2 separate regions of the Homo sapiens genome follow, and region 1 is linked to region 2. The links are chromatin contacts, found by Hi-C in ENCODE. All regions are on one chromosome and are shown on one strand. The core of a region is the stretch at or near the end of the contact, and the rest is flanking DNA. Distances in the headings are between cores, read along the strand shown. Region 1 holds the start of CNGA1 (cyclic nucleotide gated channel subunit alpha 1). Region 2 holds the start of COMMD8 (COMM domain containing 8).

Region 1 (6,132 bases), core at 1,420-3,919, 550 kb before region 2:
TTTGAAGCATCTATAGCTTTAAAAGTCAAAACCAATGTGGGGTGGGGGATGGCTCATGCCTGTAAACCCAGCACTTTGGGATGCCAAGGTAGGAGTATCACTTGAAGTCAGGAGTTCAAGACCAGCCTGGTCAACACAGTGAAACCCGTATTAAAAATACAAAAATTAGCTGGGCATGGTGGCATGTGCCTGTATTCCCAGCTACTTGAGAGGCTGAGGCAGGAGAATTGCTTGAACCCAGGTGGAAGTTGCAGTGAGCTGAAATTGCACCACTGCATGCCATCCTGGGTGACGGAGTGGCACTCCGCCTCAAAAAAACAAAAAAAAGTCAAAACCAAAGTATGAAATTAACTTTTTCTTCATGGAAGTTCAACTGGAATGTTCTATCTTCAGATCTCATGACTGACCCCTTGTCATTTGGGTCTCAGCTTGAATATCACTTTCGTAAGGGGCTTTCATTGAATACCCAATCTAAACATCCCAACACTCTTGATACATTACTGCTATTATAATGATCTTTTAAATTACTTTGTTTCTTGCATAGTAGCTGCCATCTGAACAGTAAGGTGCCTGAGAGCAGGAACCTAGTCCTAGAGTCTGGGACCAGACTGTCTTGCAGATCCCTCTATCCCAGCACCTATGCCAGTGCTTGGCACATGGGACTCTTGTTATTTGAATGAACAAGTGAAAAATTGAGTCTTTGTTTACTCCATGTCAAGCTCTGAGTGGTGTAGTTCATATGTAATCCCACCTGCACCTACTCTTCAGAACTGTAAACTGGAGGGATGACCCCCAATTTATAGACAGGAAAATGCTCAAGGAAGCTAAGTTACAGCTCAGACTGTCTGATGCCAAAGCCTAATCTCTTCCCACTACTAATAACGTGCATTCAGATTTCTAAGTCTTTCTCACCAGCTTTTCACACAATTAATTACCATGGTTAATCACAGGTATTAAGCCTGGAGCTTAAATGTTTCTTGTTGGAACTCAATGCATAAGCAAAGCAGGAAAAACATCCAGAAGCTCAAACAAGTGGGTGTAATTCATATACCTTCCTTACTTACAGATCCTTGGGTAAACAAGTGTGGGTGTGTTAGTAACTGTCAGATTTGCTGGGTTAGAAATTATTTAGAAAAAGGGCACACAACCTGACTCTCTAGGAAATAATTCTAGATTCAGCTGCCTTAAAATTTTTGTTTTTTAATAGTTTGTGAGTTGTTCAGGCGTTATTGCTCTTTTTCAGAAAAAAAGACTAGAAAATAATTCTAGATCCAGCGGCCTTAAAAAATTTTTTTTAATAGCTTGTGAATTGTTCAGGCATTTTTCTCCTTTTTTTGGTGTCCCTTCTCTTCCTTGCTAGCATGGTTTGGACGAGCTCACTTGTTAAAAAGGAATAAGCTGGAAGAGTCAAGAGGAGAGGAAACTAGGGAAGTTGCGAGCACCTTTGCAAAGGTGTATATGTATATACATATATATATATATATATGTGTAAGGGAACTATATATATATGTGTATATATATAGTAGTTCTTACCATGCCTTTCACTGCCTCCCTTCCCCTTTACTGCATTATCAGGTAAATTAAAAAGCTGCTTTCCCCTTGGTACGGCGAAAACCATCATTTCAATGTATCTACATCCTTCCAGTCGCTCCCCCTACCCCCTTCCCTACTTTTATCGGGGCCTTCTGTATGGAGACTGCAGAAAACCCGCCAGTGTTGCGAACACTTGGCGAAGGGCAAGGAGCCTCGCCCAGAGATTTCACGGGGCTCAGGTGAGAAGCAGTAAGAAGAGCCTGCAAACGAGTGCTCCCGGTTCCAGGTTTCCTCTCCAGTACGGCTCTCGCCTTAAGCAGCCAGAGTGACTGCACAGCGAGTCAGACAGGCTCATGGGTTTGGAGACCTTTTCATTTCCAAGGAAGAGGAGAGACGTGGGCGGCCCAGACTTGCCCAACGCCCACCCCCGCGGCCCCGGGCGCCCAACCTCTCGCGGTGCTCGATCCCCGGGAGCCAGCGCAGGGCGCAGCGCAGAACTCCCACGGGCCCCCCAGGCAGACACGCCCTCTGCCCACCGGGTGACGTCGGCCGCAGACTCTGGAAGGGAGCCTGAGTCAGAGGAAACGTCCTTCTCAGAGGGACTCGGGATTCTTCCCATAGCATCCTGAGTTTCCCCGTCCCACACGCAGCACGCGGTAATTTACACTGGTCGGCCTCGCGAATCGAGTGGGAGTCCCACCTGCCTTATTCCACTCAGGTTTTCCAGCACAGCCCGAATCGCCTAGGCACCCATAAATAAGTGTTGAACGCCTGGCTGGACGGCCGACTGACTGAATGAATGAATGAGTGAACGACTACGTTTAGAGTCGGTACAGCCCCCCTTTCCAGTCTCCGCAAGTGTCCGGGGACCGCCCACCCGGTCTCTTCGCCACCCAGCTGCCAGGTCCCTCGGCTCAGGGCAGACACAAACCTTCTCGGCAGGGCTCTCCGGGCGGCAGCCTCACCTGTGCCCCCATGGCCCCGGGAGCGGGCTTCCGGAACGCGGGCGCTTGCTCCTCACCTGGGCCTCTCCACACGCACCCGCGGCGGGCGGGGCTGCGGGGTCTGGGAATGGGGCGCCCTGACCCCGCCCCCGGGGCAGCCTCCGCCAATGGGCATGGCCAGGCGGGGCCTCAGCGCCAGCCGAGCCCTGCTGCCCGGGGCTTGTTGCGAATTCTCAGGGCCCCCGCAGGCCTGGGAGCGGCCTGTGATAACTGGTGTATCTGGCAGGAGTAGCAGCTGCCCCTTGGCGCGACTGCTGGAGCCGCGAACTAGAGAAACACAGACACGCCTCATAGAGCAACAGCGTCTCTCGGAGCGTGGAGCCCGCCAAGGTAACTCCGGGAATTGAGTGGAGTGGAGGCTGCACTGAGGCCCCCTTCTGGCTCCTCTCTGGTCGAAAAGGCTCCCCCGCTAGAGAGAGCCCTGCTGCTTTTGGAAGCCTTCAGGTGTTAGTTGCTTTGCACCGAAGCTGCTGACTGCTGGGGTTCTGCGCCGATTGCCAGGCTCAAGTTTATTTTGGGGGCTGCTGAGCAGACTTTGCCCTTCTGTGCTGTTATCAGCTTCTGTCGCTGTCCGTCCACGCCCGCTATATCCATCCACTCTCCGTTCTGTCTCCAGCAGGCAACTCCCCCTACCCTGCCCCATTTTCTGGGTCATAGGGGTATTTGAAATAAACCTTTAAGGGAAAAGCAATGCCAAAACTGGAAAGACTTATTTCCACGAATTATTAATAACTAATGTTTATGATATCCTTGTTATACCATACATATGCAGGCACATTATGTATTAATTAAATCTCACAGCAGTCTATTAACGCTCAGTTTACAGATGAGGGATTAGAGGCAAAGAGTGAGGTTAAGTAACCAAACCAAGGTTGGAAGACCTGATAGCAGGTATTTACAAAACAAGGAGTGGGCAGGGCTGGCGGGTGGCTCACCCCTGTAATCACAGCACTTTGGGAGGTTGAGGCGAGTGGCTCTCTTGAGTCCACAAGTTCGAGACTAGCCTGGGCATCATGGTGAAACCCTGTCTCTACAAAAATTAGCCAGATGTGGTGGTGTACTCCTGTAGTCTCAGCTACTCAGGAGGCTGAGGTGGGAGGACGGATGACTTGAGCCCAGGAGGTGGAGGCTACAGTGAGACATGATCGAACCACTGCACTCTAGTCCAGGCAACAGAGTGAGACCCTGTCTCAAGAAAAAAAAAGGTGAGGGGTGGGGTAGTGAACAATTCGGGCTCAAACCCTCACCAGGGAGAACTGGGGTGCCTTTGTGCTCTGGCATTTTAACACTGAGGAAAATATTCTCATGTACTCAGGTAGCCTTTGTTCTAAGTAGGCATGAACAGTGCTATTAATTTTATTACCTAAGAGTTTCATAGCAGAGGCCTCAATCTTGTTTTTCTTGTTCTTAGGCGGATGAGAGAAGAGCTAAGAACAAATTAGTCAACATACCAGTCCAAGGCACCCACTTTTATAATACATATGGATGACTTTGCAGAGAAGGAACACCACGGAGAGTGGAATAGGTGAAAGTTGAAAGCGAGGGAGATTTATGCCAATTTTCCATAACAAGCCTTAAAACTTAGACTTCTTTTTGTTTGCTTGTTTGTTTGTTTGGCTTGGTTTGGTTTTTTTTGAGACGGAGTCTCGCTCTGTCGCCCAGGCTGGAGTGCAGTGGCGCGATCTCGGCTCACTGCAAGCTCCGCCTCCTGGGTTCACGCCATTCTCCTGCCTCAGCCTCCCGAGTAGCTGGGACTACAGGCGCCCCCCACCACGCCCGGCTAATTTTTTGTATTTTTTTTTTTAGTAGAGATGGGGTTTCACCGTGTTAACCAGCATGCTCTCAATCTCCTGACCTCGTGATCCGCCTACCTCGGCCTCCCAAAGGGCTGGGATTACAGGCGTGAGCCACCTAGCCCGGCCCAAAACTTAGACTTCTATTTAAACGTTTTCTTTGGATTTCCAACTTAAAATTTTGTCTTTATCAAAAATTAGTAATGATGGTAAACGTGATCTATGGTGCTTATTTTTTATTTAACAAACACTTGGATAGCATTTACTATGTGGCAAGCACTATTCTAATCTCTTTGTAAATATTTGCTTTATAAATCTTCATGAAAATCCTGTAAGGTAGATACTACTACCCCCACTTTACAGCTGAGGAAATGGAGGCACACAAAGATTGAGTAACTGGCCTATGCACACATAACCAGTAAGTGTGGAACCAAGATGCTAACCAAGAAAGCTGGGCTTCAAGTATGTGCTCTTAACCCATTTGGTAATTGGACATTAAAAAACAAAACAGACTTTAAAAAATGTATCTTTATTGAATTTCAGTTGCATATTAAGGTCTACTTTAGGTAAGAGGCATTTTGTTGTAGTTCTTGCTTTTCAATTCTGAAAATAAAGAGAAAAAATTCAGAAAAAAAATATTTAAACTCATTTAAGACCACTGCTTTTCCAGTTTAAATGTTGCCTAGCAGAAATTTATAATATGTATTTTCCTTCATTGATAATTTCTAGATGACTTTGGGGAATACCGTTATAGTACCACACACTGTCTTTAATGACATAAAGTTGGGGGATATTTATTCCCCCGCAAAATCATGTTGTTTGTTTAACTAAAAGAAGAGCATTAAAAAAATCTCCAACTAGCCCATTCTTTGATTCTAGGAAAATTACTCTTCTGACTCAAAAATTAGAATGCGATAATAACTGAGACCCTCTAAAATGCCAACTTCTGTTTTATTGGTCTTTGTGCTAGGACACTTAGACCCAGGGGTGATGGTCAAAATAAATAATGATTAGTAGAGCCTTAGGGCCTCAAGGGACAAGGCCACAGGTCTTTCGAGCTTGGGGAGGTCTGGGAGGGTTCCTGGTGTGTCAAGGTTAACCCCTGAGTTGCTACATTGTAGGGAGGTCTGTGGTTTCTGGGGCAAGGAATAAGATGACTAGACAAGAGGGGTGGTAGCTGGGGAGTAGAAACCACCTTTGCAAAAATTATATCACTGAGAAAATTTTAACAGTAAGCTGAGTAATTCATCCTCCATCTTGCCTTTCCCTTAATTATTCCTGGGTTATTGAGTTGTGAAAGAAAATCAATAGTGGAGCCCCCAAATCACTAAGCTAAAGGGAAAAGTGAAGCTTGGAACTGCTTAGGGCCAACCTGCCTCCCATTCTATTCAAACTCACACCTCTGCTCACTGACATATCTGATCGCCTCCTTTGGAGAGGCTAGTCAGAAACTCAAAATAATGCAACCATTTGTCTCTTATCTACCTATGACCTGGAAAGCCCCGTCCCTGGTTCCAGTATTCCTGCCTTTGCTTTGAGTTGTCCCGTCTTTCCAGACAGAACCAATGTTCATCTTGCATATGTTGATTGATGTCTCATGTGTCCCTAGAATGTATAAAACCCAACTGTGCTCTGACCACCTTGGGCACATGTCATCAGGACCTCCTGAGGCTGTGTCATGGGGTTGTGTTATCAACCTTGGCAAAATAAACTGTAAATTCACTGAGACCTGTCTCAAATTTTTGGGGTTCACATTTTGGTAACCACAGAGGGATTCTGAGTGGAGATGCCCCTGACCTTTG
Region 2 (7,133 bases), core at 881-3,380:
GGAATATAATACAATTTTCTATGTGCCAGGCCAGACTTCATTGCAAGAACTTCACATATATCAACTTACAACCACCCTGTAAATCCTAGGCTGTCATTATAACCAATTATACAATTTACAGGGTTGTTGTAAGGAATGAGAAACACAGAGAAGTGAAAATAGCTTGCCCAGAGTACATAGTCATTTGCAGAGCCAGGGTTTGAACTTATGAAGTTTAGCTCCAGAGTTCATGCATTTAAAGATTGCTATAGTACAAATAAGATTTGGGAGATGGAGACCAGAATATACCTCATAGAGATGGAACTACAAGAGACAGACATATGTTTTGAAAACCTCTTGGATTACACACATAAGAACATCCTCTTACTAATCAAAGGGCAAATATTAAGCGCTGTCTCTCTTGCAAGTTGTTAACTATTTTGGAAACCATATTTGTTGCAGGCTAAATTTTGTCCCATCCAAATTCAAGAGTAAAGATCAAATTCTTCTTAGTACTCAGTGTTGCTTGAAAGATGAGTTAGGACCTAATTCTCTGTCCTCTGACTAAACCTTGGGCCCTGTTAGGTGTGTCATTTTACCTTATTTAGTCATGTTACGTGGCCTTAGGTAAGCCATATCATTTCAGTTCCTCAGCAGGGGTAGTCAAGCATGCAAACTGAGATCACCGTTTCTGGCCTCAGACCAGTGATTTTGTAACTACTATCTATGTGACCTTACAAAATATATTACTTCAAGTTCATTTCCTCATCTGTAATACCCACTGTACAAGGCTGTAGCAGGAATTAGTAAGATAAAAATATATGAAGGGTTTGACATATAGTAGATGCTTGAAAGTACTTTTCTCCCAATTATTATAATACATAAAATTTAAGTTTTTTTCTCAAAATAGACCTTACCCATCATTAGATTTACAGAAAGACTCAGGTGAAGTAGTTTTCCAGACTTCTCATTTTAACTATTACTAGGGGAGCTCCTATTCACAAAGTATCTTAAGACAATTACATTTAAGATAGGGCAATGAGTGTTGTGCATCTATCTGCATTAAGAACTAGAAAGTGGTAAATAAGTGAGGGACAGCTAAAATATCATGAAAACTCACGGGAGAAAGAAATTGACTTCACCTTTTAGAGTTGAGGCACACAGAGAAAGGACGTAGGAGGTAAACCTAGAATGCTGCTAATGAGTAGTTTTTCTCTGCGTAGCCCATAGATTGAATACTTTCTCTTCTGCTTCACCATTTTGCACCACTTTTATTATTAAATTTATAAATTAGATTGTAATTCCTGTTTCTGGTCTACTAGTTATTATTATCCGCTTTTGCAGGACATGCTCATTTTACCACCACTGAATTCTTCAGCACCTGATTAAAGTAACAGCTGTAATAAGAAATAACAGAAAGGATATTTGGACTTTGAGCTTAGTCCAACATTAATAGCATGGCTCTTGAGTCTGATTGATTTTGTTTAACTTCAGACTGGGCCTCTTACTTAGGTCAGTGATTTTTAGCGTTGCCAGATAAAATACAGGACACCAGTTAAATTTGAATTTCAGATGGACAAATAATTTTCAGTATAAATATATCCCATACAATATTTAGGGGATACTTACAACAAAATATTATTGTTTATCTGAAATTTCACATTTAACTGGACGCTTGGTATTTTCATTTGCTAAATCTGACAACCTTAGTGACTTCTCTAATCATGTTTGCTTTCTGCAAATAGGGCTGAAAATAGTACCTTCTCCCTAGGATGATCTATATACAGAACGTTGCTCATGGCAAAACCTTAATTTACCTTGCAAATCAGGATACTTTAGTAGAGACTTCTGTTAAAACTCTGGGACAATGACCATGCCCAGGCACCCAAAAAGATGGTTACCTTTATTCGACGGTTTTCTAAAGAGCACAGAGAAAGTTCAATAGAACCCTAAACAAAGGTACAAACTGCGTTGAAAGATACGTAAATGTGCCTTTAATAGCACAAGGGTATCTTAGCCACATCACTGCAAACTGCAGTCTCCCTGGTTACGGGGAAAGCGGTAGTTCGGTCTCTGCGCAAGCGCACAGGGACTTCTTGGGTCCACGCCCCTCCCCGCCGGCGAGAGTCACGTGGGCGAGTCGTAGCTTTAGACAAGCGGCCAGCCTTGACACGTGACCCAAGCCCCAGCTTCGCGCAGGGATGGAGCCGGAAGAGGGGACGCCCTTGTGGCGGCTGCAGAAGCTGCCGGCCGAGCTGGGCCCGCAGGTGAGGGCGGGTACCGGGGGAAGCGGCGCGGGGCCTGGGATTCGCGACAGCCCGGCGTGCGGATCAGGCCGGGTGCGACCCGGACGCCTTCGCAAGCTCCCTAGGGAAGGGAGGAGGAAGGGGCGTGATTTCGGGTGGTTGGTCCCCGCCTTCCCTGGGGAGCCTAGGAGGACAGCTTGGGGCGCCACCCCCAGCCTAGAGGTGCAGCTCCAGGGGCTTTGCGCGCAGAAGCGCCCACACCAGACTGGGCTTTGAAAGCTTAAGTCGGTGTTTGCTGCCTCTTAGTATACGTTTTCTTAATTCATTCAACACATAACCTCCCAAAGGCTCCCTACCTACCGGACAGCAGGTACAGAGCTAGGTGCTGGAATACAATGTGACAAAGACCGAAGCGGACCCTGCCTCCCCCCTTGAGGGTGGTTGGTAGGAAGAGAAATAACTGGGCGAGTTACTTTAGTTAGGATCGTCCCAAGAGGTGATGTACCCATTGACTTCCAGTCTGTAAAAGAACCTGGCTTGTAAGAATCTGGAAAAAGCAACCACATTCATTTGTTCAGCCAGTTTTTCATTGAAGTCTACCATAGATTGAGCGCCCCGATGGGATGAGGTAAATGGTGAGTGAGACACAGCCTGTGCCCTGGTGGAGCATCTTTTTTATAAGTCTCAATTTTGGCTTCCTGTTTCCTCTATTCCATTTATACTGGAGAAAGTGTGGAGGAGACAGAAAGGAATGAACTTACCTCCTGCCAGGGTCAAGAAAAAAAAACACCTAATTCTTTTCTTTGTTTTTGCAAGTGAGGAACCTGAAATGTCAGCAGAAATTTTGGCTAACTTGCCCAGGATTGCCCATCCAGTTAGTGGCAGAGCTGGAACTTATGCTCAGATCTGTTGATTCTGAGTGTTTTATTGGCTTTTGGCTCTCCTTGTCTTCACTCTACCCATTTAGATAAGGCCCATAACCTTTATTACCATATATGTCGATGACTTCTAAATCTTTAGGTCCAGCCAAAAATTTCTTCCTCTATGGTTCAAGAATGCCAGGTAAAAAACAAAACAAAACCCCAAAAACCCCAAACCAAAATCTCTTCCCTGAGTGTCAGGCTTCTGCCACAGGTACCTCAAATTCAGTATGCCCTTGCCTCAGCTCTTCTTTCCCCCTGGACCTACTCCTCCCGTAGCCTCATTTTCGGTTTGTGGCACCACCACTTTCACCCAGCCCCTCTCAACCTGACGTTCTAGGTTTCATCCATGGCCCCCCCTTTTCACATCTCTTCTACCTCTTTACTGCCTCCATTTTGAGTGTCCTCAACAATTTAAGCCCCTTAATCTTTAACTCCTTAACTGAAAATTGAGGCATCTGGGCTCACCCTCTCTCTTACATCTTCCAACCTGTTAGCAAATATATGGAAAAATAATGCAAATGTGTGAATAGGTTGCTTCCCGGTTGAGCACAGATTGAAGTCTAGGCTCTTTTACTTTGTACACAAGGCCCTTTTTGATTTGGCTCCACCCACCTCTCCAGCCTTGTCTCCTGTCACCCCCTAGGCACCCCCCAAAATAACTTGCTTGTGTCTAGAAATGCACTTCTTCTCTCCTGTTTTGCTTGGCCAACTACTCATCCTTTTAAGATGGACTTTTCCTTGCTTCCTCTCTGTGCTCCTTCGTACCTTGTATATATTTTTATTATGGCCCCATCATTCTAAATTACATGTATTTGTATGTTTGCCTTTTTCGAATGGACTAAAGCTCTGTTATGGTAGGGCCTTATTTATTCTCAGTTTCCTCATTTGTAAAATAGAAATAATAACAATGGTTACTTCAGAGTTGTAGTGAGGATCAGTCCAGAGTGTGGTACCTAGTTAGGGATCCATAACGGTAGCTATTATAGTTTCTTTGCCATTAAATAAAGTCATTTCCATGACCTTTGTCATTAAATAAGGTCATTTCCATGACTTTATTTAATAACTGGGATGAAGTGTTCATTACATATTTGTGAATGAATAACAAACATATTCCAAAAAAGATAATGCTTTTATTTTTCAGTTTGAGTTCTGGGTTTTTTTTTTAGCATGGGGACAGTATAGGATAAGGTGTAGAGAATTTTGAATGGATTCAAAATTGAGTATGTTGATTTATGGTAAATAAAAATTCAGTTTGTATAGTATATTAGCCACCATTTGGAAGCAGTTGCTTGTGTTCTGGCATGTGTGGTGTTAGAGGGAAGGAGTTATTAGTTAAAATGGGGTGGAATATGATTATTTCCAAGTTATTTGGTTCAAATACTCCTCTTGTAAGATACAAATAACTTCAAGAAAGATAACCTTATTAAATGTTAAGTGCTTAGAATAGTACTGGCATTGTGTTATCTCAGTTAATAGATGCTGAAGGCATGAATTGGAGGAGGAGGACTAGTGATAATAATTAGAATGGTAACGAGGGCTAGCAATGTCTACATGTCTTTGTACATGCCAGGAAGATGCCAAGTGATTTGCACGTATTCTTATTCCATCCTTACAGCAAGATTAAGAGAATAGATGATATCCTCATTTAACACTTGAGGAAGCAGACTCAGAACATTTAAATAAAACTTGAAAATACTGAAACTGGGATTGGAACTGGATAGTTTTATTCCAAAATCCGTAGTCTTAATCACTATGCTCAGTTATACATGTGTTAGGCTTTCTGTTGCTGATATTAAGATACTAATAGGATAGAAAGGAAAGTAAAAAAAGGAAAAAAGTACTGGAGACTTTCTGGGAATACAGCAAAAGTAACTGCTGAGCTGGGTGCGGTGGTGCTCGTCTGCAGTCCTAACTACTTGGGAGGCTGAGATGGGAAAATTGCTTGAGTTCAGGAGTTCAAGGCCAGCCTGGGCAACATAGTGAGACCCTCAAAAGAAAAAAAAGTATGTTGTGAAAATGGAGGCAAAGCAAAATGAAGCTTATAGGCCTACAGTAAGAGACTTTGATATAAGTCCTATCCTTTTGTTTGGTCGTTGCTATAAATATGGAATCTTTTATATGTATCTTCCTTTTAGTTTTTTCATTATGTAATTTTTATAACAAAATTATTTTAGCTTCTGAAGGTCAACATAATAATAGAAAGTCTAGGATTTTTATGAGTTCTAATTTTTAATTAGAATAATCTTAAAAGTGGTTTATACATTTTAACTTAAGCTGGTCTTGCAGATAACATGAACATCTCCCAACATTTGTTTGTTAAGAGGAAGATAAATTTGTTTCATCATTTTACTTATAAGTACATTTATTTCCTTTTTTCTTGCTAGCTTCTTCACAAAATAATTGATGGCATTTGTGGTCGAGCTTATCCTGTGTACCAAGATTATCACACTGTTTGGGAATCAGAAGAATGGATGCACGTTTTAGAAGATATTGCCAAATTTTTCAAAGCCATAGTTGGTAAAAACTTACCTGATGAAGAGGTAACTTCTCTGCACATTTCTATAACTTACAATAAATAATGCTCAGGTTTCTCTCTGAGTTTTTTAGAGCAATGTATAATACAAGGGCTATCATCAGTAACAACAAATACCTTATAATTGTGAATGGAAAAATCTGTGGAAGTCCTAGGTTTTTGCAGTTTTGTTTTTGGTTGTTTTTACTCTTTTGTGAAACATTTAAAACATACAGAAGAAAACAAGAAATTATATAACTGACACCTACATTCACATTACCAGTTAAACAGGTGTTAACATTTTGCAATGTGTGTGTTTGTTTCAGAAATAAAGCATTACAAAGATAACCTAAATTCCCTTATCCCCCTCCTGGATATCCCACTCTTACCTAGAGATCACCACTCTTGAAGGTGGTGTTCATGTTTTGTATTATATATTGTGTGTATGTTTGAATCTTTTAGTGTATTGAAATTATTTGGGGTGTGTCAGTGTATAACTTGTAATAAAATGTAACATTTGTCTGCACTTGTAAATTGTTTTAAATGCAGCATTGTGTTTTACATTGATAAACATGGATCTAGTTAGTGTATTTTAACTCCTTGTAGTATTTGATGATAGGAATTAAATAGGATTTATTTATCTCCCTACTGACTAATGAATAGTCATTGCTTCTTTCATTATTACAAGTAGTGCTGCTATAAATGTTCTTTACATGTCTCCTTGTTCACACTCACACCAGCTTTTCTGGGGTAGATATCTTGAAGTGAAATTGCATGGTCATAGGATATCCTTCTTCCACTGAATTGCTTTTGCATCTTTGTCAAAAATCATTTGAGCTTGTGTAGGTTGCTCACTTTTCTAAAAATCAAGTTATGTATGTTTGTCATTGATTTGGTTGATATTCTGGATATAAGCTCATTGTTAGAAATATGTATTTTAAATATCTTCTATTATGTGCTTGCCTTTTTACTCTCTTAATGGTATCTTTTGGTGAAACAAGTTATGAAATTTAACAGATCTACTTTGTCAATATTTCTTTTGCTGGCTAATACTATTAATGTTTTGTTTCAGAAATATTTGTGCTGAAGACATGAAGATTCTTGGATGTATTCTTGTAGAAGCTTGATTGTTTTAGCTTTCACATTATGTTACTGATGCATTTTGAATTAATATTTGTGTATGGAGTGGAGGTCAAGTTCACAATTTTCTACATTAATATCTAGTTGACCATTTATTGAAATGACCATCCTTGCCCCACAATATTGCTGTGCTGCCTTTATTGTAAATCAAGTGGCCCTATATTTGTGCCTCTGTATCTCAACTCTTCAATGTATTCCATTAGTCTACTTTTGTATATTTGCCAATGCTATACTGCTTTAATTACTGTAGAATTAAAGCTAAATTAAATTATGTCTTCATATCTGGTAATAGAAGACCTTCATTCTCATGCTTCTTCAGGAGTGCCTTGGCTA

Evidence for each region. A loop is a pair of places that touch in the nucleus more often than their neighbours do. Pooled maps may share reads with other maps.
Region 1: a loop to region 2 is called in a map of CD8-positive, alpha-beta T cell, with 4 times the contacts of the local background. The contact joins the promoter of CNGA1 here to the promoter of COMMD8 in region 2. A Hi-C loop is called at or near these places in 2 of 168 maps with a recorded cell type or tissue (CD4-positive, alpha-beta T cell and CD8-positive, alpha-beta T cell), 1 of 37 single-sample maps with no recorded cell type and 8 of 50 pooled maps.

What each region holds. Positions count from the first base shown.
Region 1 is chr4:48,013,218-48,019,349 of GRCh38, reverse strand. CNGA1 (cyclic nucleotide gated channel subunit alpha 1) reads left to right here and starts at 2,669. Exons shown (of 11, transcript NM_001379270.1): 1 at 2,669-2,867. It overlaps NIPAL1 (NIPA like domain containing 1), which reads right to left and starts at 2,578. Exons shown (of 6, transcript NM_207330.3): 1 at 2,465-2,578. The coding sequence starts at 2,510. RefSeq lists silencers at 1,943-2,102, 2,393-2,722 and an enhancer at 2,487-2,988.
Region 2 is chr4:47,458,699-47,465,831 of GRCh38, reverse strand. COMMD8 (COMM domain containing 8) reads left to right here and starts at 2,130. Exons shown (of 5, transcript NM_017845.5): 1 at 2,130-2,246; 2 at 5,533-5,688. The coding sequence starts at 2,181. LOC107986277 (a long non-coding RNA gene) reads right to left here and starts at 1,949. Exons shown (of 3, transcript XR_001741683.3): 1 at 1,881-1,949. RefSeq lists an enhancer at 442-491 and a silencer at 2,140-2,399.